2 separate regions of the Homo sapiens genome follow, and region 1 is linked to region 2. Evidence: chromatin contacts called from ENCODE Hi-C or POLR2A ChIA-PET data. All regions are on one chromosome and are shown on one strand. The core of a region is the stretch at or near the end of the contact, and the rest is flanking DNA. Distances in the headings are between cores, read along the strand shown. Region 1 holds the start of E2F1 (E2F transcription factor 1). Region 2 overlaps CBFA2T2 (CBFA2/RUNX1 partner transcriptional co-repressor 2).

Region 1 (6,243 bases), core at 2,913-5,412, 39 kb after region 2:
GAACCCCCCCCATGCTGATGAACCACTCCCTCTTGTGCACATTCACTGACTTTTGAAGGCACCCAGGGGAAAGAAGAGCTGTTGTGCTCTAAGCACTGTGTACTCAACTGCTTCCCCTGCAACCCTCCGGCCACCTTTTGGCAGGTGCTATGATGGCCTCCACCTGAGAGAGGCCACACAGTGAGAGGTGGACCCAGGACTTGCACCCTAGTTGGCTGGTACAGAGCCCACACTCATACCCGCCACGTGCCCCACCTCCCCAGAACCCAGCCAGAATGTATCCCCCTCCATACTCGCCCCTGGGGCCCAAACCCTAGCATGCTTCTGCCATCTGCACCCCTTGCCTTCTCCCTGGGATCCCCACCCTTGTCCACCCCTGAAGGCAGGTCAGTGCCACGCCCTAAAACAAAGGCTTGAGTGGATGCCATTTCTGCCACTTCTCCCTAGATAAACACTGGCAGAGGGGCCCCGAAACGCAGGGGTGAAGACATTCACTGCTGAAAAAATCTGGATGACTCGAACACCCATCCATGAAGGGGGTCACGAAAGCTGTGCTTTGTTTAGCCCCTTGAACACCACGCAGCTGTCAAGGACCGAGGCAGGTTGACAAGAATCCCCTCACACATACAGACAAGCAAAACACTGTCACAGGGCGATATATTTATATGATCCCTTTTGGATTAAAAAGCTCATGAAACTTTTCTCTGGTTCAGTTTATATTATTATAGAATACATTTCGGGGCAGCCTCTGGAAGGACTGTGGGAGACCAGTGCCATATCTGAATGGTGTGAATGATACAGGAAAAACTACAATTTTTAAAACTTTAAAAAACAAAAACTGTCACAACCACCACAAACAAAAATAGCCTTAGGGAAAAAAAGGAAAAAAATGAATAGGGCTGGGATCCTGCCGTCAACTTTCTAGTTTCTTAAGAGTTAAGTTTTTGGCCAGGCGCAGTGGCTCACGCCTGTAATCCTGGCACTTTGGGAGGCCGAGGCGGGCAGATCACTTGAGGTCAGGAGTTCAAGACCAGCCTGACCAATATGGTGAAACCTCATCTCTACCAAAAATACAAAAATTAGCCGGGTATGGTGGTGCACGTCTGTAGTCCCAGCTACTCGGGAGGCTGAGGCAGAAGAATCGCTTGAACCCAGGAGGTAGAGGTTGCGGTGAGCCGAGATGGCGCCACTGTACTCCAACCTAGGTGACAGAGCGAGACTTCATCTCAAAAAAAAAAAAAAAAAAAAGAGTTAAGAGTTAAGTTTTCAGCTGGGCATGGTGACTCACACCTGTAATCCCAGCACTTTGAGAGGCTGAGACAGTCAGATTGTCTGAACTCAGGAGTTCAAGACCAGCCTGGGCAACATGGCAAGACCCTCTCTCTACTAAAAATACAAAAATTGGCTGGGCATGGTGGTACACGCCTGTAATCCCAGCTACTCGGGAGGCTGAGGCACAGAATAGCTTGAACTTGGGAGGCAGAGGTTGCAGTGAGCCGCAATCACGCCACTGCACTCCAGCCTGGGTAACAGAATGAGACCCTGTCTCCAAAAAAAAAATAAATAAATAAATAAAAAAGTTAAGTTTTCTACATTAAACATGTATTATAGTTATAATACTTGAGTTTGTGGAAGTGGACAGGCAGGGCCAAGAGGAATGGCTGAATTGCAGAGCCTTGTATACAGAATGCCTGCTGGTATAGAAGCTAAGCCTGTAGCTTATTTCAAGGACTGTGCCAGACAAATGCCAGTGCAGAGAGGCCAAAAGCCAAACCTGTGGACTTTCTGGACTTCAGTTCCAGAATGGTGCCAGCCTCCTGGCCCTTAAGTACACTGGGGGCCAGGGCTCCTTGTCTCTGGGCCTAGTGCCTCCTGGGCATTCACTAACTCAACAACTGTTGAATGAATGGAATGCCCAGGCCAATGAGCCTGCCCCTGACAGGTGGAGTGGAGGGCATTTTTCTTTGCCCCTGTCCCTCCCTTTGATCCTAGAACCCATAATCCTGTTCAGATCTTTGAGGACAAGACCCTCAGGTTGTTAGATTTCCGCAGACCTGAGCCTTCTATAATGCTTGTCACACAGCTGAATGGAAGATGCTTGCCCAGGTCCCAAGTGGTACCCACAGGAACAGGCCCCTGGAGTACAGGAGACAGGCCACCTGGCCCACCCCTGGTACAACCCCCTCCCACCCACTCATTAAGAGGGAGGGCCCCTAAAAGCCCTTCTTGCCCTTTCTTCAACCTGTATCAGCATCCCCAGAAAGCAAGGCATCCCAGAGGTCAACCTCAGAGGAAACGCAGACTGCTCTCCCCACTCAAGAGCAGAATGACATGGGAAGATTCTAACATCTCTAGGCCTCAGCTTCCCAATCTGTAAAAAGGGACTGCTGCTGATGGGGTTAAATGAGTTAATTAAGTAAAGCGCTTGGCACAGAGCCTGGCACACAAGACATCCTCAAAACAATGGTGGCTGCTATTGTTATTATTATTAGCATTGTGGTGATTCCGGAAGGCAGCACTGGGCATGGGGCCAAGGGGGTTGGGGGAGCCTCCTCAGGATGCCTCAGGGACCAGCTGCCACCCACACCCCCATCAGCAGTTAGGCAGCTTCTACCTCCTTGTCCTGAGTCCTGCCTCACCCCTCCCACTTGCTCCAAGTTCCCTGCTGAGACCCCATCCTGCCTGGCCAGACCCCGCCTGCACACCAGAGCCCCACCTTCACCCATAGGCTGCGCCAGTCAAACTGGTCTCCACACCCTGCCCTGTGCCCCACAGTTCCCAGCTCCAGGCTTCTACGCCTCCAATCCCTTCTCCCACTGGAATTCAGCCGCCTCTTCTGGGCCCTCCAGTCTGAATTCGTCTTGAGCTCAGCGATCAGGGAGGGCTTTATTAAAGGATCTCCCTGAGACATTTTCTCTCCTGGCACTGGGGGCCTCCTCTCCAGCTCCCAGAGGCCCAGCCCACCTAGTCCTTCTACAGAGACTCAGGGGTCGGCCTGCCTGATTAATGAGGTTCCATGGCAACCAGGGCCTGGGAGGGTGGAGGGTGGCAGATGGAAGGACAGGCAGAGGGAGGGGATCAGCAGCTGGTCCAGCTGCCCCGCCCCTGCAGAGAAGGCCTCCCAGCCAGGAGGGCTGTCCCCAGAGGCCTGGCCGGCCAGGCCTGCACCTGGCAGTCAGCATCGAGGCAGGAAGGAGGGTCTCCTCAATGGCTCACCAACGGTTAGGCCCCAGGACTTTCCTCCGCCCCGCCTTCACTTCCCCTAGCAGCTGTGCTCACTACCGAGATGCAAATTCTGAGCTGAAGCCAGCAGGCCTCAGTTCAAATCCCAGCCCCACCACCTGCAGCCGTGTGACCAGGGGCAAGTCACTTTCCCTCTCTGGGCCTCAGTTCCTCCTCCGTCAGATGGGCACAGTGACAACACAGCTCACAGCGGGGTTGTGAGTTTTAGCTGGCTTGAAGTCGCCCAAAGGCCTGGCATGCAGTAAACGCCAGTTGAATACACGTGGGCTATTATTATCACTGAGTCCGACGCTGGGGAGGCTCCGGTGAGGAAGCTGAGGCGCAGAGCACAGAGCAGCAAACAGGGACCGGCCCGAGGTCACCCCGCACCCCAGGGCGGGGCCCGGAGGCCCAACCCCGGCTCTGCACCGCCCAGCCTGGGCGCCTCAGTCAACCCCTCCCCCGCCCCCTGCCGCCTCCAGGCCAAACACGGCGCCCTCCCGGGTCTGCGCGGGGGGCACAGGCGGCGCTGTCGGCGCGGCGTCCCTGGGGTCCGTACCGGCGGGCGGCCGAGCGCGGGCCGCGGCGCACTGGGTGTGGGCCGGGGCGCCTGCGGTGTGGCGAAGAGCAGCAGGTCAGGGTCGCAGGGGCCGGCGGCGGGCGCCGCGGGGCCGGTGGGAGCCGGCGGGGCGCTGGCGTCCTGCGCGGCGGAGATGATGACGATCTGCGAGGAGTCGAGCAGCCGCAGCGCGCCGGCCCCGAGCAGGGCCTCCAGCGCCGGCGCGCATGGGCCGCCCGCAGGGGCCCCGGCCAAGGCCATGACGCTCACGGCCCGCGCGGCCCGGGTGACAGGCGGCGGCGGCGGCGCGGGCCCATGGCGGCAGGCCTCGGCGAGGGCTCGATCCCGCTCCGCCCCCGGCCGCCGCTGCCTGCAAAGTCCCGGCCACTTTTACGCGCCAAATCCTTTTTGCCGCGAAAGAGCCACGAGCCGCCGAGCGCCGCCACAATTGGCTGCCCCGGCCGTGACGGGAACAACGGCGGCGGTTCCTATTGGCTTTAACGCGCCGGACCCGGCGGCGAGGGGCGGGATGGGGCGGCGGCGCGGGGCGGTACGGCCAATGGCGGGGCGGGGCGCGCGCAGGCTTTGTCCGGATGGTACCAGGCGCGGTGTGACTCCCCGCCCCCAGCCCGGGCGTCCCCTGCTGGAGGCGTGGGGACACCGGAACATAGGCCCCGCCCCGCCCCGACGCTCCCGCATCCCACTGACCTTTCTATAGTGCAGGTTCAGAACAGAGCCTCTCTTCTGCACGTGACCCTCAACCTGTAGCCCCCAACAGCCTCAGCTTAGATTTCCAGAGACTGTCCCCTCTTCTTTTCAGGATCATCAGTTCCACAGCCCAGCCATCAGCCACCTCTTCCATCCTCAACTTGCCTCACCCATGACATTATCCTAATCCTGCACCCAGCCCTATCCCGCTCACCCAGAGCCCAAGCTGAAGAGCGGTGCCTGGAAATGGCGAGGGGGACGTCGGGCTTTCCTGCAAGTCCCATTTTAGCCAAAATCTCCAACAGCCAACGTATAGCATCTGCTTGAACTCATTCATTCCCTCACTCATTCAACAAACGTTTGGAGAGCTTGCTCTGTGCCCCATCCTCAATTCGTGGCCCTAAGGAGCTCACAGTCCAGTAGACAGGGGAACAGAAAGGTAACAGACGTTTACAATACGATGAAGTGGCGTCTGGGCGCGGTGGCTCACCACCGGAATCCCTGTAATCAGCTGGCGGGGTGGATCGCATGAGCCCAGGAGTTCGAGACCAGCCTGATCAACATGGTGAAGACCCATCTCTACAAAAAATACAAAAATTAGCCAGGCATGGTGGCGTGTGCCCGTAGTCCCAGCTACTTGGGAGGCTGAGGTGGGAGGATTGCTTGAGCCCGAGAAGTCGAGGCTGCAGTGAGCTATGATCATGCCACTGCACACCAGCCTGGGCGACAGAGCGAGATCCTGTCTCTAAAACAAAAAAAGAAAACACATCACTTCTAGGGAGCCCTCCCAAGGATTTACTCACTTCCTCTATTGCCCACTGCTGCCTCTGCTCCAATGCTGACCACACACACTCCTTTTCTCCATCTGCCTCCCCTGCCAATCTAGGAGCTCAGTAGCGACTCCTCCCAACACTGGTCTGGCCCAGAGCAGGCGCTGAGAAAGGTTATGAAAGAAACAGAGGCTAAGCCAGAGGCTGCCTAGACTGTGACAAGGAGACCACGGTTCTGCAAGGGTGGTCCTTAGGCCACTGGCTTCAGAACCACGTGGTCACTTGCTAATTTTGGGCCCACCCTGGCCCTGCCAATTTAAAATCTCTAGGTGCCCAAGAATCTGCATTTTAACAATGCCATGTCCCCTTTCCAGGTGATATTTGTTATTCTTTTTCTTTTTTTTTTTTTGACACTTAGGGAATTAGAAAAGCCAGTATCTTATTTTTTTTTTCCTATTTATTTTATATAGACGAGGTCTCACTATGTTGCCCAGGGTAGTCTCAAACCCCTGGGCTCAAGAGATCCTCCCGCCTCAGCCTCCAGCATAGCTGGTACTCCAGGTGACTGCCACCTCACCAAGCTTCCAGGTTATTTTTATGCATACTCACATTTGAAAGCAAACTGGTGTACCAGCATAATCAAAATGAGTGGTGCAGCCTCAAATCACAGCTCCTGAGGATGCTTCTCACCCTTAGTTTCAAATGGGCACACAGACCTTGCCCTGGCCCCTTCCAGGGTTGCCAGGAGAATGAAAAGCATAAGGAATTGGAAAGTGTTTTACAAACTATGAGGTGGTTTAGGAAATCAGGAGTTGTTTTCCCCTCCAATGAGTAGTTTCTGAAATTACTCATTGCAAATCCTAGAATGTATCATAGCTAGAAGGGACCACAGAGACCACATAAGCCTCTTGCTGTATGGATAGGAAAACTGAGGCCCTTTCAGGAGAAAGTAACTGTGAAGCCAACCAGTGACCAAATTGGGCC
Region 2 (6,635 bases), core at 1,639-4,138:
AGCTGCCTCCTCCATGGCTTTCCTGGTTTGTTCCTCTCTCCACTGAAGCTGACTTAGCCGGCCCCTTTTCAGTGTAGACCACCAGCTCCCCTCCCCATCTCCTTGAGTCAGCAGACTGTCCAATGTGCTCAGCCAGGCTGGAGGCGGCAGGCGGCAGGCAGCAGGCTGTGGAGGAGGCCCCTCGGTCAGGGAGCGGCCTGCCTCACCCCTGAATAGCTCCTTCGGCCCCATCTCCATCCTCAGCAGATGACACTGATTGGCCTCACGGGGACTTGGGTAAGCAACAGGCGGCATTCAGGACTCTTCTCAACCCTGCTGTTCAGACTTGATAAGATCTCAGAGTCCACAGGAAAGAAGTCACTGTTGCAATAAAAGCACCCGTAGTAGCAAAAACATAAAACAAATAAAACTTCCCCCACATCACAGATGATTTTGGACAAGATTTTCCAACCTTGCTGGCTACTTTAGTTTGGGACCTGTTTTTTTTCTCATTTGATTTTGCTTGTGCAGAAAATAGTTTCCAGCACATGGATTGATCTGAGAGAGAATGAGGCTCAGTTGTGGATAGTCTGTTTTCTCTGAGCATGTTGGCCAACTAGTATCGTCAAATTATTGAGTGGATCATCTCTTGGAAATGCAGAACTTCTGCCACCACTTGGCTATTTGCACAGTCATCTTGTTCTGTGTCCTTTTATCTCTCAGACCACACACATCTGGAACGCTGTGGGCATCTTCTGCCCATGGGCTCCATTTGGCACCTGCTGAGCCACAGTTGTCCTGCTGGATGTGCTGTGCAGGTTGGTAGGACTTGCCCCCACTGTCAAGGCCTGGTCTCATCTGAAAAGCCCTCCTGGACCTCAAAGAATTCTTCAGACCTCATAGTTACAGGTCATTATATCTACTATGTTGATTTATCATCAGGCACACAACTTCTGTTTCCTTCTCTTGTGTTATCTGATAGCGTCCCTCCTTGAGCTCATCAGAAAGGTTTTATGAAATGTGAACCATTTTGGGAAAAGCTGATCAATTTTTCTTCCTAGCTTCCCATTTTCAAATGGGACATCACTCATATCCCTTTCAGAATGTTAGGAACTGCCTCCCACATTCTTCCCTGTCTTTTTGGGTTTTGTTTTTTGTTGTTGTGGTGGTTTTTTAACACAAAGTCTCACTCTGTTGCCCAGGCTGGAGTGCAGTGGCATGATCTTGGCTCACTGCAACCTCTGCCTTCCAGGTTCAAGCAATTCTCCTGCCTCAGCCTCCCGAGTAGCTGAGATTACAGGCGCCCACCACCACGCCCAGCTAATTTTTGTATTTTTAGTAGAGACAGGGTTTCACCATGTTGGCCAGGCTGATCTCGAACTCCTGACCTCAGGTGACCTGCCTTGGCCTCCCAAAGTGCAGGGATTACAAGCGTGAGCCACCATGCCCGGCCTGTCTTTTTGGTTTTGATGGGAGTCTGAGGACCCCGACCCCTCCTGCTCTCCATCTTTGAGCCTCTGGCATCCTCTCACACCCAGAAATCAGTTGGAGTAAGTTTAATTGGCCCTGCTCCAGCTGGCCTTTGAAGCACAAGTTTAAATCTCCACCTTCTGTGCACTGACCAGAGTCTAAAATAAAAGTTGTCAGTACCATAAAGGAAAAGGGATCCACACAGGTAGCCTTCTCCTTGGATACAGGTACATCTTACTGTAAGAATTTCAAGTCCTGGCTGGGCGCAGTGGCTCACTCCTGTAATCCCAGCACTTTGAGAGACCGAGGCAGGCAGATCACTTGAGGTCAGGAATTCAAGACCAACCTGGCCAACATGGTGAAACCCTGTCTCTAATAAAAAAAAAATAGAAAAATCAGCCGGGTGTGGTGGCACACACCTGTAATCCTAGCTACTCAGGAGGCTGAGGCAAGAGAATCTCTTGAACCTGTGAGCCAGAGGTTGCAGTGAGCCGAGATTCCACCACTGCACTCCAGCCTGGGCAACAGAGCAAAACTCTGTCTCAAAAAAAAAAAAAAAAAGGCAAAATTAAAGAATTTCAAGTCCCTAATTTACTCTAACCAAGCATTTTCAGTCTTACAAAGAAATCTAGTGCACGACACCTTTAAAATGCCTAGATTTCCATTGCCTAAAGTAAGGTGTGACCAGTGAAACAACAGCAGAGAATCATGTTCCTTTGCTGTGGAACACATAAGCCCCACAGTTTTCCAGTCAGCCTAATACATGGGTATCCCCCGACCCCATCTGCCTCCTTAAGCCACAGTCCTTGGTGGGGAACTCTAAGGGGGACGGAGTCAGTACCCCGGACAGGGCCACATTTGCATGAGACATGGCTGTCTCACAGGTCACAGAGCCATTACAACAGCTTACTAGTTTTTCATGGATTTGTTGGATTAACACCTTAAGCAGGTTTTTTATTGTTATTTTGTTTGTTTGTTTGTTTTGAGACGGGAGTTTCTCTCTTGTCTCCCAGGCTGGAGTGCAATCGCGCAATCTCGGCTCACGGTAACCTCTGCCTCCCAGGTTCAAGCGAGTCTCCTGCCTCAGCCTTCTGAGTAGCTGGGATTACAGGCATGCGCCACCACGCCCAACTAATTTTGTATTTTTAGTAGAGACGGGGTTTCTCCTTGTTGGTCAGGCTGGTCTCAAACCCCGGACCTCAGGTGATCCCCCCACCTTGGCCTCCCAAAGTGCCAGGATTACAGGCATGAGCCACTGTGTCCGGTCTTGAGCAGGTTTTTAAAATCTCCAGTGGCCATAAAACTAGCCAGGGTAGCTCATGCTTTTACTGGTTGGAATAAGGAGCCAAAACCAACAAAATAATATTTATTAGGGCTCGATGCCCATTTCTGTGGCTAAGGCTTAGGTTTGGTGTGCAGAGCCTGGCCTGCTCTTGTGGGCTGTGGTTGCTGTGACAGTTTCGTTTTCTGAATCTTTGTAATGCTCTTCCACCCTGCTCGTGCTGCCCAGAGGCTGATCTGCAAACCTGGGCAGTATTCCACACTGAAGCTCAGTTTGCAAACCTTCTGCTGTGTTAATTCTGGTCAGTTTCACACAGAAGTCACGAGGGCCTCTGCCCAGGACCTTCTATTCACATTTCAAGAATCCCTTTCTGAAATTCTCCAACTCTCTGGTCAGGAGGAGGAGCACCATTGGGGCGGGGTAGGCAGCTAGAGGCGCAGGAGCGAATCCAGGTTCCTTGCGTGGTTCCCAGCCTCTGCTGACAGCACCTCAGCTACCAGGTGGGGAGTGGAAATTCAGCCTGCTTAGAGGACTGACCTCTACAGTTCATATTTGCAGTGACATAAAAGGCAAAGAGGAGCTGGCATGGTGGTACAGAAGGTATCAGTCAAGCGCAGGCTCTTCAGAAACCTAGAAACTAAAAAGAGATGCAACATGTGACTGGCCATCAGCCAGACATGTCTAGGGTGAGACCAGTGCTCAGCACCACCCGCCAAGGAACACTGATGAGTTGTGGGACATTATGGTCGGCCAAGTGAGGAATGATTGCAGGGACCAGAGAAGACCAAAGATGCCAGATGTCCCCAGAGTTTCTTGAGGGCTGGGTTTCACGTCTTTGCTTGTCCTTTTTGTCCCCACTTGCCTGCACCGTGCCTGACTCATCCAGTGGGGAAGGTGACTCAAGAAGTTGTTTAAGCCTAGGCCTAGGCAGTCCACTTCGGGAGGTGGGGGCACTCCACACTGGGGGGCCCTGCAGCTCCAGGGCTGGTGCTCTAGCAGATCCGCTCAGGCACGGTTGGGTGACCGTGGGGTCACCGATTGCGTAGATTATTTCTAGGGCAGTGCTGGGTTAGAAATGTCTGTCTGGAAACAGGACACATCTTGCCACCACAAGTCCACACCTGGCCTTGGCTGCTGCCCGCTCTCTGCAGCGTGGATTTCCTTTGCCCATTTGGGCCAGAAGGTCACCAGGAGTTCATCACTGCTTAGTGTCAACTTGACATCTTCAGCTTCCAGACAGAAAACCCATGCTTTACTTTGTACAGCCCTGTCCCAGAGTTAGTAAGCCTCGGCTTGTCACCTGCTTGCAAAGGGTATAGACATCATTCTGGGTAGTTCTAGAGGATATCGCAACAAGTGCGTTTGAAGGTTCAGCACAGCTGGAATTGTACGGTAGTGAGCTCTTCAAAATGAAAACAGAATGACCGGATGGCCATCTGTCCTGGAAACTGTAGAATTGAATAAATCACTGAAAATAGAACACTTCTTGGAGGCTTTCTTCAGAACTGAACTAGAAACAAGGTTTCCAGGCTCCCAGGTCAGTAGACCAAACCAACTTCCTTAGATTTTTTTTTTTAAGCTGTTTGCAGAAAACTGGGTGGTAGCGTGTCTGAACCAAACGGAAGAATAGCCAGCGGAGCATGGACTGTTCCAGCACGGGCCAGATGGCCAGCTGTCGAGAGCAGCCCTGCCCAGATTGCGGTGGGGGCTGTGCCAGCGGCTCCGCAGGGCCCTTCCAACTCTGGAGTGTCTGTAGTTCTTGTGAAACCAAAACGTTGACTACCTGCCTCTTTCCTCGGGCATCGACGTGCTCATTTCCAAAGATGATGGTGCAGGTGACCTTTTCCATCGTGAGCTAAGAGAAGGTTAGGAGGCCTGAGGGGCGGGCCTTGTGTCCCCTCCTCCCCCTCCACAGCCCCTGAGGTGGAGCTTCCCTCACAGACCCCATCTGGTCGAGCCTACGGCTGCCCAGTGTACACTCAGTGATGCTTATACCAAATAGGGCATGTGCGCTGGTGTCTGTTGGGGACAGCCCCATCCCTACCTTGGAGTCGGCAGAGAAGCAGCAATAAGCATTAGGCGAATGATTGAAAGGGCTGCTGCGCCAAGAGGCCTTCAGTCCCCTTAACGTGGCTTTCCAACTTCCTGACGAGGCTACAAAGGCTCCGCTCACAAAAGAAAGCCAATAATGTAAATAAATAGAAAACGAAGCCTCCACGCGTGGTTTTTAAAGGGGGATGATGAATGTGACACCACCCACAGAATGCATTAGAATCTGGTTTTTCTGTGCTTTGTCATTTTACTCTGATAGGAATTTTTGTTACCTAACTCTGTGCATAACTTATTTAATGTACTGTATAAATGAACCAAAACTGTTAAATATGTATTTAGTTTGTTCTACTTAAAGTAGTCAATAAAAAGGCTATATTCCTTTTCTGCCTCAAGCTGGAATGGGACCGGGAGGAAAGGTGGTCCCTACACTAGGAGGTGTCCCCTCACCCTAATTCCCAAATCCTTGAGGAAGAGGGAGAGAGGGGCCTCAACTGGTTCTAGTCGTGGCCTGAAGAGCATCCAAGGGCATGAAGCAGGGGGTGTCTGCACCCCATGTGCCTGGAACTGGCCTCTCTGGAAAGCCAGCTGCACCAACTGGTCAGTGCCCTGTGGGGACCAGGCCCAACCAGGCTGGCTGCTGGAGCCCACCAGTGGGCCTGCGGTCAAGGGCCAACAACAGCTTCCAGACACTCCCCGTTATTTCTTTTAAGTGGTGTTTCGTTTTGTTTTGTGGGGAGGGGGCAGGGTCTCTGTTGCCCAGGCTGGAATGCAGTGGCACGATCACAGCTCAGTGCAGCCTCCACCTCCCAGACTCAGGCAATCCTCCCACCTCAGCCTCCTAAGTAACTGGAACTACAGGCATGGGCTACCACGCCTGGCTGATTTTTTGTATTTTCTATAGAGACAGGGTTTCACCATGTTGCCCAGGCTGGCCTCAAACTCCCGGGCTCAAGCGATCTGCCTGCCTCGCCCCCGCCAAAGTCCTGGGACTACAAGCATGAGCCACTGCACCCGGCCAAATTATCTTGTAATAAGGAAAAATGAACCACAGAGAATCTGACCATCTGTCCTGCCTGAACAGGGTGGTGGACTTGTGGATATATTTTCTAGTAACATGTATTTTCTTGTAAAATTTTAACACAAATGTTAACAAACATACCTGGACTTGTCAAATATTCACTTATGTCCTTATGACACTGATGTTAAATCACAGGTAATTTTACTGTTGCCTTCCAATTTAATTTATTTGCTAAATGGTTGCATCATTTAATTGAGGCCATAATTTTTTTTAACCCTTCACCTTCTGTTGGGCAATTGGATCGCTTTCGCGTTTTCCAGTGTGGCATACATCTTCTATGCATACTCTTTCTTCGCATTATTTATTTCCCTAGGATAATTTTCCAAAGTGGGGGTTTTTGATACTGAACATTTCTTGGATCCTTGAAATCTGTACAAACTACTCTCCCTAAAAGCCCAACAGCTTGTGTTGCCTCCAGCAGCCCCTGGGTGGTACTTTCCGTGGCCCTAAGGCTGGTGCAGGCACACCTGTGTGTGGAATTTCAGGCTGCCAGTCCGGTTTACCAGCTGGTGAGCTGAGGCCTCACTTCTGTCACTCAGATACCCATCTGTGCTCTCTCCCTGAGACCCGCCTCTCCTGAACAGCCTTGCCCAAGAGGCTCGTTGGGACCACTAGCTTCACAATCCCCTAGAATGCAAGGGGAGAGGGACTGGTTACTAGATCTGGAGACGAGGAGAAGGGCTAGCCTATGGCGTAGGGGTTGGCTGTATGATCTTTGGTGCAGGTGGTGCCAACTGCAAACCTTTCTGGGCTGCACTGCAATCTGCCCACCTA

Evidence for each region. A loop is a pair of places that touch in the nucleus more often than their neighbours do. ChIA-PET counts read pairs that join two places held with the same protein, here RNA polymerase II (POLR2A). Pooled maps may share reads with other maps.
Region 1: a pooled map shows a loop between it and region 2 (3-fold over the local background). The contact joins the promoter of E2F1 here to the enhancer-like site in region 2. A Hi-C loop is called at or near these places in 5 of 50 pooled maps. POLR2A ChIA-PET finds 5 or more read pairs at or near these places in 6 of 52 experiments (H1, HepG2, K562 and 3 more).

The regions. Positions count from the first base shown.
Region 1 is chr20:33,682,223-33,688,465 of GRCh38, forward strand. E2F1 (E2F transcription factor 1) reads right to left here and starts at 4,163. Exons shown (of 7, transcript NM_005225.3): 1 at 3,782-4,163. The coding sequence starts at 4,042. RefSeq lists silencers at 3,533-3,892, 4,003-4,502.
Region 2 is chr20:33,644,868-33,651,502 of GRCh38, forward strand. It overlaps CBFA2T2 (CBFA2/RUNX1 partner transcriptional co-repressor 2), which reads left to right. Exons shown (of 11, transcript NM_001032999.3): 11 at 1-5,163. Among named protein-coding and RNA genes, the nearest start is that of C20orf144, 14 kb to the right of the region's middle. Within about 2 kb of position 2,889, at least 8 of the 41 ENCODE cell types and tissues checked have a DNase peak (open chromatin) inside an H3K27ac peak, as active enhancers do.